2 separate regions of the Homo sapiens genome follow, and region 2 is linked to region 1. Evidence: read pairs that join two places in POLR2A ChIA-PET (ENCODE). Cell type or tissue: Panc1. All regions are shown on one strand.

Region 1 (8,000 bases):
AGGTGAGAAGGCCAGAGAGGAAAGGCTCGATCATGTCGGGACTGTAGGCTGCCATCAGGGCTCTGGCTTTCACTGTGAGTGAGGGAAGCCCACTGGACAGCTTAGAGCAGAGGACTGGGGCCACCTGACTTGGGTTTAAAAGCCGCCAGCTCTAGCCATCCAGCCATGGGGCTAGGGTGGCCGGCTGCACCTGGGCCATGTTTGGGCAGAGGTGGCGGGACGGGGTCACGGGACAATGAAACTAAAGACTCAAGCTCTGGGTGAATGAAGCCCGCACTTGTGGACCAGGTTGGGGAGCCCTATCTGGAAAGAGCTGGTCCCTGTGCCCGTTCTCCTCCTCCCTTTCCTCCTGGGACTCCCTTGCAGGCTCACTCCTCCCTATTTGGATTCTTATGCACAGAAGACTCATTCGCTGCTTTTTCTACCATCGCAGCTTTTGAGAGCTTTTCAGCAAGGACTCAATCCCTGTCTTAGTCTGTTTGCATTGCTATAGAGGAATACCTGATGCTGAGAAATTCATAAAGAGTTTTATTTGGCTCATAGTTCTGCAGCTGTAAGATGGGTGGTGCCAGCATCTGCTTCTGGTGAGGGCCTCAGACCACATCTACTTCTGGCAGGAACTGGCGGAAAGCTGGCATCACATAGTGAGAGAGGAAGGATGAGTCATTCCACCTGGAATCTGGGGTGAAGTCAACTCCAGCAGAATCAAAACTGCTGAAGGGAAAGGGAGGGAGTGGTTCTAGGGGAAATATGCACACTGGTACAGGGGAACAGAGGTTGGGTGACAAAACCAACAGGTGCCCTCTGCTGTGGCACAGACATTTCAACACACTCAAAATCCACTTCCAATGTTTTGAAAGAACAGGACTAGGAGAGATGGTTTCTTATTCGAGCAGACTCTTCTTTTATAAAGTAAAGGCGTGTATTTCCAAAGTAATACATGCTTGATGAAAATATTTCAACATGGAAGTCTGAGATTTAAAAGGTGAAGGTTTTATTTCCCTAAAGCTATTGTCCAGCGATGAGCACTCTTGAGCGTGGAGGTGGCTTTCCAGGGAGTTACTGTGCACATCCCTACATGCTCACGTGGCGGGAGCACACTGCCAAAACAAGAGTGTGCCATAGCCTATATGCAGAGATCTGGTGACTTGTTTTAACCTCTTTCTATGCTAGTACCCAACTATCTACCATGCTCTCTCTCTAGCTTCCTCACACTTTTTCCCCTGGGGCAGTTGTGCAGTGATTTATTTAATTTTTCTGCGGCTGATGAACATTTACATTCTAAAAACTATTTACGTGGTGGTGTCATTAAGATGCTGGTGGATTCTACCTAACTTGCAAATCCAGGAGTTTCTCAGATGGATTCCTCAAGGTGGGTGGAAGGGTATGCACCCTAGAGGAAAAGAGAAAGTTAGCCCCAGACAAGCAGAAGGAGGACCTAATAAATCACAAAGCAGACATCAGTGAAACAAGTCAAAGGCTAGTAAAGAATGCTATTGGCCGGGCGCGGTGGCTCACGCCTGTAATCCCAGCACTTTGGGAGGCTGAGGCGGGTGGATCACGAGGTCAGGAGATCGAGACCATCCTGGCTAACATGGTGAAACCCTGTCTCTACTAAAAATACAAAAAAATTGGCCGGGCATGGTGGCAGGAGCCTGTAGTCCCAGCTACTCAGGAGGCTGAGGCAGGAGAATGGCGTGAACCTGGGAAGCGGAGCTTGCAGTGAGCCGAGATCGCGCCACTGCACTCCAGCCAGGGCGACAGAGCGAGACTCTGTCTCAAAAAAAAAAAAAAAAAAAGAATGCTATTAACAGCTCTGTAACTATAAATTCAATGACTTCGATGAAATGTATAATTTCATTGAAAGACACATATTACTAAAACTGACACAAGAAAAAAAGGAGTTTTATATCAATTACCCATATAAATTCATAATTAAAAACCTTGCCACATAGAAAACTCCAGGCTGGGTGCTCTATTGGTTAATGAATCAAACATTTAAGAAAGAAATTCTGGCTCCCCGAGGTGGCTCATACCTGTAATCCCGGCATTTTGGGAAGCCAAGGTGAGAGAATTGCTTGAGCCCAGAAGTTTGAGACCAGCCTGGGCAACATGGTGATACCTCGTCTCTACTAAAAACAGAAAACATTAGCCAGGCAATGTATGCCGTGCTTGTAGTCCCAGCTGCTCGGGAGGCTGAGGTGGGAAAATCACCTGAGCCTGGGGAGGTGGAGGCTGCAGTGGGCCTTGACTGTGCCACTGCACTCCAGCCTGAGCAACAGAGGAGATGCTGTCTCAAAAAAAATTTTTTTTAAATAAGGGGATGAAGATGTCCCTCTTATGGAGCAGACCGTGTCTCAGGTACTGCAGTCAGCCAAAGAACAGATCAAGTGGTCACTCCTTCAGTGAAGAACTCACCGTTTCTGGCTCCTCACCTCCTTCCAAACAATGCACGTCTGCTGTGAATTTTCATCCGGTTCCCCAGCTGATGCTCTCAGAGTCATCTCGGGAATCACAGGGATCCTTAAATCTCCATCCTGTCTCTGGTTGCCCCATCCCCTCCCCCCCTCAACCCTCCTTATACCCCTCCTGTTCCTTTGCTTCTTTGGCCTCTTTTTTACTTGAATTATTAGACTTTTTTTTCCCTACAGCGTTGTTTGAGTTCCTTATGTATTCTGGTCATTAATCCCTTATCAGATGGGTAGTTTGCAAATAGTTTGTCCCATTCTGTGTGTTGTCTCTTCACTTTGTGGATTGTTTCCTTTGCTGTGCAGAAGCTTTTTAACTTGATATGATCCCCGGTTAAATAATTTTTGACGAGAGTGCCAATCCAGCAGTCTCCTCAACAAACAGCGCTGGAACAAGTGGAATTACTCATGCAAAAGAATGATGTTGAACCCCCATGTAATGCAGTAAGTAAAAATTAACGCAAAATCGATCAGCAACCTAAATGTAAGAGCTAAAACCATAAAACTCTTCAAAGAAACCACAGGGTGAATCTACATGACCTTGGATTTGGCAATAGCTTCTTAGATATGAAACCAAAAGTACATGCAGCCAGAGAAAAGATAGTTAAACTGGACTTCATCAGAATGAAAAACTTTTGTGCATTCAAGAACATTATCAAGAAAGTTGTTTTAATTTAGTTCCTTTAAAATGGAGAGTACTCCTTCAGTGATTAGAAGAGCCAGAAGATGGAAACAAAGAACTTCTATTACTCACAGGTTATGGAGGCTACACGGAGGTCATTCAACATGTGCAGAGGGTGTGTGTGGACCTGGGGCACTTGCCTCTATTTGGGTCCAGGGAGATGGTCAGAGCATCGCAGTAGGGGGTGAGAAGATTGGAGGATTCAAAGCAAATGCCCACAAAAAGGGGCTCCCACCACGTGGACCTAATCTAACTTTACATTTGGTCAGGCAGCTGGGTGTGTGTGTGTGTACTGGTGAGATGGCTTTTAGGGGAAGGAAAGTGGAATCGAAGGGCAGCGGTTGGGAACTGGGCTTAGGCTATTAACCAAGGGCATTGTGTGGCATCTGGGGACTCATGTGAAGACAACAAAATGGATGCCAGGTCAGCATGGTAATATTAAGCCTCAACACAAAAGTGAAAAGACAAGCTGAGGAAAGTGAGAAAATATTTGCCAATCATATCTGATAAGGGTGTAGTATCCATAATATACAACACACTCCTAAAACTCAACTCGTAATATACAACACACTCCTAAAACTCAAGCAAAATGATAAACAGTTGAGTTAAAGAATTGACAAAAGACTTAGACATTTCTCCAAAAAACATACAGAAATGACCAGTAAGCACATGAAATGATGCTTAACATCCTTAGTCATTAGGGAAACGCAAGTCAAAACCACAATGAGATACCACTTCACAGTTAAGTTACTAGGATGGTTACTTAAAAAATAGAAAATAGTAAGAGTTGACGAGGATGGGGAGAAGTTGGAACCCTCATCTATTCCCGACTGGAATGTAATCGTGCAGGCACTATGGAAAACTGTTTGGCGGCTGCTCAAAAAGCACAGGTCCTCAAACAGATACTTCTGTGCCAATGTTTGTTGCATCATTATTGACAATAGCCAAAAGGTGGAAACCATCCAAGTGTCATCCATGAACGGATGAATGGATAAACAAAATGTGGCTGTAGTGAGCTAGGATTTCACCACTGCACTCCAATGTGGGTGACAGAGAGAGACCCTGTCTCAAAAAAAAAAAAAAAAGTGATCAGGCTGACGCCACCTGAACCTAAATAGCATCACAATAAAGACAAAGAAAGATGTGGTGCACTTCCTGGTGCAATGTAATGGGAAAGCACAGTCCCACCTGGAGAGTGGTCTTGGCCAAAAAGAAAAATGTTTTCTATTTCTCGAATTCATTATATTTTCCTAGCACAATGTCCAGTTAATCGTTTTTTAAATTTACTACAGTGAATTTATCTTATTGTTTTTCAAATCTCTGCTATACCTATAGTTATATATAATCTTTCCAGACTTCTTTTTTTTTTTTTTTTTTTTTTGAGGTGGAGATCAAAAAAGGATCCAGAGGAGAAGGAAGCCGCTCACACCCTCCGGGGCAGGCATGCGGAGGTGGCATTCACCTGGCTTCCTGCTGGGACTTCCTCACAGCGTGCCCACGTCTCTTGGAAAAACTCCGCTGCTCTGAGACAGAACCGGCTTTGGCACGGCCTGGATGTACCAACCCCCCTCGCCTTCCTCAGTTGTGCAGTGATTTGTTCAGCCTTTCCGCAGCTGGTGGACATTTACATTCTAAAAACTATTTACGTGGTGGTGTCATTAAGATGCTGGTGGATTCTACCTCATTTGCATATCCAGGAGTTTCTCAGATGGATTCCTCAAGGTGGGTGGATGAAGGGGGCCAGCCCCTCCACACCTGTGGGTATTTCTCGTCAGGTGGGACGAGAGACTGAGAAAAGAAATAAGACACAAAGTATGGAGAAAGAACAGTGGGCCCAGGAGACGGCACTCAGCATCCGGAGGACCTGCACCAGCACCGGTCTGTGAGTTCCCTCAGTATTTATTGATTATTATTTTACTATCTCAGTAAGGGGAATGTAGTAGGAGAACAGGGTGATAGTGCGGAGACGGTCAGCAAGAAAACATGTGAGCAAAGGAATCTGTGTCACAAATAAGTTCAAGGGAAGGTACTATGCCTGGATGTGCACATAGGCCAGATTTATGCTTTTCTCCACCCAAACATCTCAGTGGAGTAAAGAGTAACAGAACAGCATTGCTGCCACCAACATGTCTCGCCTCCCGCCACAGGGTGGGTTTTCTCCTATCTCAGAAGAGAACAAATGTACAATAGAGTTTTATACCGAGACATTTAGTTCCCAGGGGCAGGCAGGAGACAGAGGCCTTCCTCTTATCTCAACTGCAAGAGGCTTTCCTCTTTTACTAATCCTCCTCAGCACAGACCCTTCACGGGTGTCAGGCTGGGGGACGGTCAGGTCTTTCTCATCCCACGAGGCCATATCTCAGGCTATCACATGGGGAGAAACCTTGGACAATATCCCGCTTTCCAGGGCAGAGGTCCCTGCGGCTTTCCGCAGTGCATTGTGCCCCTGGTTTATCGAGAATGGAGAATGGCGATGACTTTTACCAAGCATACTGCCTGTAAGCATTTTGTTAACAAGGCACGTCCTGCACAGCCCTAGGTCCCTTAAACCTTGATTCTGTACAACACATGTTTCTGTGAGCTCAAGGTTGGGGCAAAGTTACAGATTAACAGCATCTCGGGGCAAAACAATCGTTCAGGGTACAGGTCAAAATGGAGTTTCTTATGTCTTCCTTTTCTACACAGACAACAGTAACAGTCTGATCTCTCTTTCTCTTGCCTGCATATCCCCCTTTTCTTTCTGACAAAACCACCATCATCATCACGGCCCGTTTTCGCTGGTCACTGTCTCTTCGGAGCTGTTGGATACACCTGTAGACTAACAACAGACAGAACAGACATACAAGGATTAATATGAAATTTACAATAGTGGAACTTCTGATAGTTTTAACCCAAGTGACGGCATTAAGATTTGTGAGGCCATCAGCAGCTTTCACGATTGCCTCAGTTTCTGGCACCAGATTTAAATGGGCTTTTGATGCCTCAAAAATTTGTTCTTTTAATTTTGAAATATCTAAAGTAAGATTATCTTCTCTTCCTTGTAGATGGCATCTAACCATGGCCCAGTGATGCTCAGACTCATTGTAGGCTCGGGGTGTAATACAAAAATCTGACGTATTCCAGTCACACTGTAACTGAAAAAGATATTTCAAGCTCATGAGCCTATCTCGCATCCAAATGACAGTTTGTCTAAGGTCATTAATTTGGTTTGCCAATTTTTGATCTATTTGGGTCTGAGAATTCCACAATTTTGAGGAATTCTTTTGCCAATTATTTACATATTTTACCATTTGAACAGAGGAGTGTAAAGCAATTCCAGCAGCCACAGCAGTAGCTGTGACTGCAACAAGACCCATAATGACTGCAATTAAAGTAAAAATGAATCTTTTGGATCTAGTTAGAACTCCTTTTAATACTTCCATTAAAATATGGACGGATGGGGAAGCCTCCCACGGTCGGTCCATGGACACAGGGATCCACACGCCCTCTCTTGCCCTCACCAGCAGAATATGGTGCTGCCAATCAGAAGTCGAATCAATGCAAGTAAACAATCTACAATTTTCACAGGTTATAGTTTGGGAATCTGGTTTAATAACTATTTTTCCTACAACTAACATATAAGGGGGTTTTACACAACTTTGCAAAGGAATTGTCAGATTGGAATTTAGGTTAATAGTATAATATGGCTTACGATCTCTTGTTCCTATAGCTTCATTTCCAGACCAAATTCTAATGTGGTGCGAGGCCACAGTAAGCTTCCATAATTCTGGGTGTTCAGGACCAACAACAGGACTAACTAACTTTGTTCGAAGTGATGAAATTCCCTTTTCACCCCATTTCCATGGATAGGGTGATTCTAACCTTCTGTAAACCTGGTCCAGCCTTTCAGTTAAATCACTATCATAGGCCGGATTAGTGGGCCAGATGGATGGGGCCTGTGAACATCAGTGAGTCTGGCCTGTACAATCATAATATAATTGGCCTTGAGGGGCCCAGTCTATAATAGTTCCAAATTCATTGTTTTGTAATACCACAGCAGTATCAGCCACACATTCTTCCCAAACTGAGACTTCTGGGCCTTTTGATTCTTTGGGAATTTCCTTGGGGCAAGGCTTCCTCTTAGGCCTAAATTTTAATGATCTTTGATAAGAAGGATCCTGTAAATTATTTATCTGTGGCCCGAGTGACATTTCACTTACCATGTGATAAGTAAATCTATTGCTGGCAATGACAGTAGGTACTTCTACCAACCAATTTTGGGTTGTAGGAATTAAATATCCTGGTGCCTTCCCTAGGCAAATAGGAGGATAATGATACCCAATGGAAATATTTATCATCATTCCTTCTTTTTCAGGTTGGGCAGGGCAACAATCATCTGTGGGGCCTGGTACTCATGCACTATTATTAACACATACTTTAATAGGATTATCTATCCATGTGACTGCCCGAATTAAGGGCGGGAAAGGCACATAGGTCCAGTAAGTATAATTAGCTGCAGCTGCTCCTGCAGACATGGGGACACTTACCACCATTGATACAATCATCAAAACTGCAAGCAGCATATTCTCTGGAGTTTGTGTTACCCTTGTTTTCTTCAGGCTTTTTTCAGCTAACTGTGTCAACTTCTTTAGTTGGGCCCAGGTCGGCGGCTCCACTTCCTTGGTGGATGTCAACTTCATCTGTTCTTCTGATACCACCATTTTGTTCACCTGGCGAGTCGATGATGCTCGATTGCGGGTTTTCTGTCTCCGCGGAGGCGCTTTTCTTTGCATTTCCGATGGGTTCATTGTAGAACTTTAAATGTCTAGTGGGTATCCAAACAGGAAGCTGACTTTTTTCCTGGTGAAACG
Region 2 (8,000 bases), 160 kb after region 1:
CCTTGGAGGTCCCAGTGAAAAGGCATAGGAAGCCTTGTTTTCTGTTTAAAAGGCATACATTTCCATGGCAGTAATGGAATTGTTCAAAATCGGGTGGGAAGTTTAATAGGTTATATTTCTGTCCTGTCGAAGGAAATACAACACGCTGAAGAATTTCTTATCAAACCTGAATCCAAAGTTGCTAAGTTGGACACGTCTCAGTGGCCCCTTTTGCTAAAGGTATGTGGTTAAAATCGTGCATCAGATGAATGCCTGCTTTTACGTTATTTCCAAGTGTTAAACAATTGATTGAGAATGCTTACTGCTGGCATCCTTGACTTTGGGAAGTGCCCACTGATACAGTTTAAAGCAGGATTCCTTAAGGTATCTGAAATGAGAACCAAGTTTTTAAAAAATTGGCAGTGCACTCAACACTGTTGTAGAACACATGTCCCCACAATGTTAAATTGCTGAGTTTGTCAACAGTTCTCAGTTTTTGTACTTAGTCCATCTTGCAGACCTATGCCAGTTTGTGGGCCACATAGTGGTACTGACTCTTTTTTTACATGTGCTCACGACATGGTATTTTGTTTTGTGTTGTGTCGTTGCTTTGTAGAATTTTGATAAGCTGAATGTAAGGACAACACACTATACACCTCTTGCATGTGGTTCAAATCCTCTGAAGAGAGAGATTGGGGACTATATCAGGTAAGTGTTGGGAGGAGGCACTGTGCAAACTTACTTTCTTTTGAAAATGCTTTCACATCAGCTATTCAGGAAGGCAGTGGCATGCCAGAATAGCTTTGTCTTGAATATATAACCTGTACCCGCAGTGAATTATTTTTCTTTTTAACTTTTCAGATTTGTTGTTTCACTGGAGCATTAAGAGTGGGTGATACATTAATTTTTTTTTTTTCCATTCCAGGACAGGTTTCATTAATCTTGACAAGCCCTCTAACCCCTCTTCCCATGAGGTGGTAGCCTGGATTCGACGGATACTTCGGGTGGAGAAGACAGGGCACAGTGGTACGCTGGATCCCAAGGTGACTGGTTGTTTAATCGTGTGCATAGAACGAGCCACTCGCTTGGTGAAGTCACAACAGAGTGCAGGTATGTGGGAGAGGGAGGGAAGGACTGGCTAGAGTGAAAAGCTTTCTGTATTTCCCTTCTATGTTTTGTCTGCTGGAAACTATTTCTTCATTAAGAAAAAAAAAAATCCTAAAGCAAGGATATTGTTTTGGTTTCTGTGTACGTTCTGTCCCCTGCCAGATCTTGGTGGTCCGCGCTTTTTGGAATTCCACATACTAAGCATGTATTCATCAAGCTGACTGGATCCATTTGTCCGGGTTCAGCTCTCAGCTTGTCACTCCAGGCTTCTCACTCTGTGCTACCGCTTCTGCCTAAAGTATCCTTCGTTCATTTTTATCTGAGAAAAGCCTGCTTATCTTGCAAGGCTTTTTCCACGCAGCTTCTACACTGAGTACTCCCAACTGTCCCTGTTAGTACATTGAATTCCCAGTGAGAAAGTGTCTTCATTCTTTCCCACATCATCACCATGAAATCTCTCTTAATGCAAATTTTATAGAAACACAAGGTCAAACTGCCGCTTTTCCTGCTGTGCAAAATGGGAGTGACTGAGCATATAAGAAATATGGAAAACAGAAAACTCAGTGGCCACACCTGACTACTCTTTTGTCATTTTTCAGGCAAAGAGTATGTGGGGATTGTCCGGCTGCACAATGCTATTGAAGGGGGGACCCAGCTTTCTAGGGTAAGTCTGCAATTGTAGGGAGGACACCCTTTGTTGACTTGGATCTCTGAGCCCCTAAACATCTGGAGATGGGTTAGCTGTCCTGACTGACTCCTTTTGTCCCCTTTTCAGTCGGCTGCTGCAGCCAGCCTGGACCAGTGACTGCACATGTACATTCTGATGAGGTGTTTGTTTTCATTTGTGTTTGTTCTTAGGCCCTAGAAACTCTGACAGGTGCCTTATTCCAGCGACCCCCACTTATTGCTGCAGTAAAGAGGCAGCTCCGAGTGAGGACCATCTACGAGAGCAAAATGATTGAATACGATCCTGAAAGAAGATTAGGTGAGTCATTAGGCCTGTGAGTGGGTATGAACACATTCTTCAGGATTCTGTTCTCTTATTAAAAGTAGATGCCCTTGAAGTTGAAGACTTTCTAAAACCTGCCCTACAGCTGGGATATTGTCTGTGGGCGATAGTTTTTGTTATCTTTTGTTGAAAAAGTGAACAGTGCCTAGTAAAGTGAGATGGCTTTTACACCTTTTATGATGACTGCTTCTGCTGGAGTTGAAATGTTTTCATTCTGCATTTGTGTAGTTCGGTGCTTTGTTCAAAGGTAAGTGTTTTCACCAAAGTATGTTTTGCATGTGTTTTTTATTTGTTGCAATTTTGACTGCTTAGAAGTTTCTGTTGTCAGAAGTAAATTTAAGACAATGCCAATTTTCCTCCCATCCATGAAACATACCATGCTGAATATACCTGCAACTTAAGTGTTAAAAATTCTGCTAATATCAGAATTACAGATCTTTTTTTTTTTTTTTTTTTTTTTTTGAGACGGAGTCTCGCTCTGTCGCCCAGGCTGGAGTGCGGTGGCATGATCTCGGCTCACTGCAAACTCTGTCTCCCGGGTTCACACCATTTTCCTGCCTCAGCCTCCCAAGTAGCTGGGACTATAGGCGCCCGCCATCATGCCCGGCTAATTTTTTGTACATTTAGTAGAGACGGGGTTTCACCATGTTAGCCAGGATGGTCTTGATCTCCTGACGTCGTGATCCACCCGCCTCTGCCTCCCAAAGTGCTGGAATTACAGGCGTGAGCCACCGTGCCTGGCCAGAATTACAGATCTTTACAGCAAATGCTTATATTTTAAGAAGTGTGTCTGTCACCTCTAGTCTTGGTGGCTCAGATGAAGGATAACTGCATTTCTCAACCAGTGATGTATTTACAGTAGGTGCTGCTTTTCTTTTGTGTGTGTGTATCTTAGGAATCTTTTGGGTGAGTTGTGAGGCTGGCACCTACATTCGGACATTATGTGTGCACCTTGGTTTGTTATTGGGAGTTGGTGGTCAGATGCAGGAGCTTCGGAGGGTTCGTTCTGGAGTCATGAGTGAAAAGGTATGTGTTACGGGGCTAGAAGTTTTAGAGCTGGTTCTTACCATCTGCCAGCCTTTGATGGCACTCCACTTGCTTCATGTCGTGGGAAAGATGCTTTCCAAAGTGTTGAGTTCAGTCCAGGGCAGCTTCCCTGTTCTGTTAATTAAACTTTGGGACATTAAAATGGGCTAAGGGAGATGATTGGGTAGAAAGTATTATTCTATTCATTTGCCTCCCAGCCTACAAAAATGCCTGCTTGGGGTCTAATACTTCAACGGTTAAAGATGCCTGGAAGAGGGCGCGGTGGCTCACGCCTGTAATCCCAGCACTTTGGGAGGCCGAGGCGGGTGGATCATGAGGTCAGGAGATCGAGACCATCCTGGCTAACAAGGTGAAACCCCGTCTCTACTAAAAATACAAAAAAAATTAGCCGGGCGCGGTGGCGGGCGCCTGTAGTCCCAGCTACTCGGGAGGCTGAGGCAGGAGAATGGCGTGAACCCGGGAAGCGGAGCTTGCAGTGAGCCGAGATTGCGCCACTGCAGTCCGCAGTCCCACCTGGGCGACAGAGCGAGACTCCGTCTCAAAAAAAAAAAAAAAAAAAAAAAAAAGATGCCTGGAAGAGCCAGGACTGAAGAGGCTGAAGACATAATGAGCTTGGACTAGTAAACAAGTGACATTCAGTTTTAGGAAGTTTGGGGTCTGATGGGCTGAGATACAAATAAACTGAATTATTTTCATACATGGCTGCTTTTCAGGACCACATGGTGACAATGCATGATGTGCTTGATGCTCAGTGGCTGTATGATAACCACAAGGATGAGAGTTACCTGCGGCGAGTTGTTTACCCTTTGGAAAAGCTGTTGACATCTCATAAACGGCTGGTTATGAAAGACAGTGCAGTAAGTTCCGGGTTAGGAGTTTATATTTGGAAAGAACGTACTCCAAAGATGAGGCTTGCTCTTTTTATTGTTTTCCTTGGGTTTTATTTTATTTTTTTCAAGTCCAAACCAAGTATATTAATTTAAAGTAAAAGTTTAATGGTAGGCATACTTAAAAATAAGGCACATTAGGCCAGGCACAGTGGCTGATGCCTATAATCCTAGCACTTTGGCAGGCTGAGGCAAGAGGATCACTTGAGTCCAGGAAGGAGTTTGAGACCAGCTTGAGCCCAGGAGATCAAGGCTGTGAGCTGTGTTTTTATGATGATCAGAGAGTTGGCCTTTTATAAATTAAAACATTGTCTTTTTCTCTAACTTGAGGGATAAAAATTTCTGGATATTTAAAATGTTTGTAGTTGGTAATTATTTATATTCAAATCTTGTATAGATGTTCACATTTTTTGTATGTGTATAGGCTGTAATAAATACTGAAAGATGGCACCATAATAGTTGAAAAAACTCAGTCACAAAACAGTGGACAACATAAATGTGATGTCCTCTCCTTATCAAACCATTGGCTTCTGGGTGAATGTAAAGGGAGGGGAGAATGTGATCAAAAGAGGTCTAGGTGAGTGGAGATGGTATGAGGCAGATGGGTGCATTGGGTACCATTGAACCTCTGGAGAGGTAGCCTTAACTTGTACCCACTGACCTATAAATTCTGCACCAAGACTTTTGTGTGATTGGTTCAACAGGGCTCAGTAATCTTGTTTTCAAGTTCTTTAAGAGCCTGTTATTGCCTGGATCTCCAGTAAATCTGTTCTTTCTCCTCATAAGGAGGAGAGAGGAGTAATTAAGGAATGCCAAGGCTATTTTTATGTTTCAAATGAAAATATGGACCACGTGCGGTGGCTCACACCCATAATCCCAGCACTTTGGGAGGCCGGGCCAGGCAAATTGCTTGAGCTCAGGAGTTTGAGACCAGCCTGGGCAATATGGTGAAACCCTGTCTCTATTAAAAATACAAAAATTAGCTGGGCGTGGTGGCACGTGCCTGTAATCCCAGCTCCTTGGGAGGCTGAGAATCACTTGAACTTGGGAGATGGAGGTTGCAGTGAGCCGAGAATGTGCCACTGCACTCCACCCTGGACAACAGAGGGAGGTTCTGCCTGAAAATTAAAAAAAAAAAAAAAAAAAAAAGAAAATACTTGTGAGTCTCTAGAACCTGAAAACCTGAAAGTCTTCTTTACTACTTTTGAGTCGTGTGTAATGTGCGGAGAGTGGTACCTATAGCACAGTGAGGTGGCTCTTCTGAGTACCACTCATGCCCCTTGCAGCTAGTGGGCTATAAGTGTCATCCCTGTTTCCTGGTGTCAGGCCCCACTCCCTTGTTGTCCTCCTTTACTCTGGTGTGGGAGTGGGGTGGAGGGCAGCAGCTGGGCCCCTTACACTTGGTGCCATCTCTGCAGGTAAATGCCATCTGCTATGGGGCCAAGATTATGCTTCCAGGTGTTCTTCGATATGAGGACGGCATTGAGGTCAATCAGGAGATTGTGGTTATCACCACCAAAGGAGAAGCAATCTGCATGGGTAAGAGGGGATGTTTATTTTTTAAATTCTAAATGTTTGTGGTTACATACTAGGTGTATATATTTATGGGGTTCATGAGATGTTTTGATACAGGCATGCAATACATAATAATCACATCATGGAGAATGGGGCATCCATCTTAAGCATTTATCCTTTGTGTTACAAACAATCCTATTTTACTGTTAGTTATTTATCACCTTAGTTATTTTAAAATATACACTTAAGTTATTATTGATTATAGTCACCCCGTTGTGCTATTAAATAGTCTCACTCTTCTTGTTCATTCTTTTGGTTTTTTGGTGGTGGTGTTTTTTTTTTTTTTTTTTTTTTGAGACAGTCTTGCTCTTTTCACCCAGACTGCAGTGCAGAGACGTGACCTCGGCTCACTGCAACTTCTGCTTCCCAGGTTCAAGCGATTCTCGTGCCTCAGCCTTCCGAGTAGCTAGGATTACAGGTGCACACCATGACACCTGGCTAATTTTTTGTATTTTTAGTAGAGACAGGGTTTTGTCATGTTGGTCAGGCTGGTCTCGAACTTCTGACCTCAGGTGATCTGCCCTCCCAAAGTGCTGGGATTACAGGTGTGAGCCACCATGCCGGGCCTGATTTTTTTTTTTTTTGTACCCATTAACCATCCCTACCTCCCTGCCAGCCCCCCACTACCCTCCCAGTCTCTGGTAACCATTCTTTTACTCTTCTCTGTCCATGAGTTCAATTGTTTCGATTCTTAGCTCCCACAAATAAGTGAGAACATGCAATGTTTGTCTTTCTGTGACTGGCCGATTACACTTAATATAACGATCTTCAGTTCCATCCATGTTGTTGGAAATGACAGGATCTCATTCTTTTTTAAGGCTGAATAGTAATCCATCGTGTATATGTACCACATTTTCTTTATCCATTTATCTGTCGATGGGCACTTCGGTTGCTTCCAAATCTTGGCTACTGTGATCTCTTTGATAACACTGATTTCCTTTATTTGGGGTATATACCCAGCAGTGGGATTGCTGGATCCTATGGTAGCTCAATTTAGTTTTTCGAGGAACCTCCAAACTGTTCTTCATAGTGGTTATACTAATTTACATTCCCATCAACAGTGTACAAAGGTTCCCTTTTCTCCACATCCTTGCCAGCACTTGTCATTGCCTGTCTTTTGGATATAAACCATTTTAACTGGAGTGAAATGATATTTCATTGTAGTTTTGATTTGCATTTCTCTCGTGATCAGCATTGAGCACTTTTTCATATGCCTGTTTGCCATTTATTTGTCTTCTTTTGAGAAGTGTCTGTTCAAATCTTTTGCCTGTTTTTTGATCAGATTATTAGATTTTTTTTCCTATAGTGCTGAGTTCCTTATATATTCTGGTTATTAATCCCTTGTCAGATGGGTAGTTTGCGGATATTTTCTCCCATTCTTATGCATATGGATATCTAGTTTTCCCAGCACCATTTATTGAAGAGACTGGTTTTTACCCAGTGTATGTTCTTGGCACCTTTGTCAAAAATGAGTTAAATGTAGGTGTGTGCATTTGTTTCTGGGTTCCTTATTCTGTTCCATTGGTTTATGTGCCTGTTTTTATGCCAGTACCATACTGTTTTGGTTACTGTAGCTCTATACTATAATTTGAAGTCAGGTAATGTGATTCCTCCAGGTTTGTTCTTTTTGCTTAGGATAGCTTTGGCTATTTTGAGTCTTTTGTGGTTCCATGTAAAGTACCAGTGTTTTTTAACTTGTGAAAGCTTAGCTACTGTTGGATTGTCTCTTAAGACTTTAAATGCTCTGCGCACCCTCTTAGTGAATGAACCTTAGAGCTATTCATTTAATGGGTCTAATTTGTACCAGAAGTAAGCATGTCATCAGGATTCCTTAGCTCTGTGAGCAGGCAAGGCAGCCACGGCTTATGGACAGCAGCAGAAAAGGAATCCTTAAAACTTCAAAGGTTCTGTGGCCCCAAAGGGAGTGTGCATGCCGTTCTTATAGACGTCTTGAGCTGCAAGCCTGTTATGTGTATCGTTAGGTGCTTTGGTTAGGTGTTTTTTAACTTCAGAAGTTTAACGTCATTTCAAAGGCCTCCTTCTCATAATGGAGTATTTCCTCCATATGCACATCCTGAGCAAAGGTAACCCCAATTAAAGTAGTAGCTCAGAGTTTTAAAAGTTTTAAAGTGGCATACAACAGTAGAATTGGGGCTCATCAATTATCAATTCTTTCACCCTTCAAATAATTCTTTTCTTTATTCAATGCCTGTAGCTATTGCATTAATGACCACAGCGGTCATCTCTACCTGCGACCATGGTATAGTAGCCAAGATCAAGAGAGTGATCATGGAGAGAGACACTTACCCTCGGAAGTGGGGTTTAGGTCCAAAGGTAAGTGGTACTGGGTTGCGTGCCCTGCCAGGTTCTTTTTTTTTTTTTTTTTTTTTTAAATT

What was found. Peaks named below come from ENCODE experiments on the same cell type or tissue, not always from the same donor. Only the 100,000 strongest peaks of a DNase experiment are listed, where the experiment ranks them.
Region 2: POLR2A ChIA-PET joins it to region 1 with 5 read pairs; 5 of 35 experiments call an interaction of 5 or more read pairs at or near these places.

The regions. Positions count from the first base shown.
Region 1 is chrX:154,603,542-154,611,541 of GRCh38, forward strand. No RefSeq gene overlaps it. Among named protein-coding and RNA genes, the nearest start is that of CTAG1B, 12 kb to the right of the region's middle. In Panc1, no CTCF peak of the experiment used is centred here; a DNase peak (open chromatin) is centred at 650; H3K27ac peaks cover 2,170 bases.
Region 2 is chrX:154,765,312-154,773,311 of GRCh38, forward strand. DKC1 (dyskerin pseudouridine synthase 1) reads left to right here. Exons shown (of 15, transcript NM_001363.5): 3 at 133-219; 4 at 596-687; 5 at 905-1,089; 6 at 1,686-1,750; 7 at 1,945-2,071; 8 at 2,991-3,121; 9 at 3,856-3,999; 10 at 5,448-5,568; 11 at 7,820-7,938. It overlaps SNORA36A (small nucleolar RNA, H/ACA box 36A), which reads left to right and starts at 3,217; the gene lies at 3,217-3,348. It overlaps MIR664B (microRNA 664b), which reads left to right and starts at 3,285; the gene lies at 3,285-3,345. In Panc1, no CTCF peak of the experiment used is centred here; no DNase peak of the experiment used is centred here; H3K27ac peaks cover 154 bases.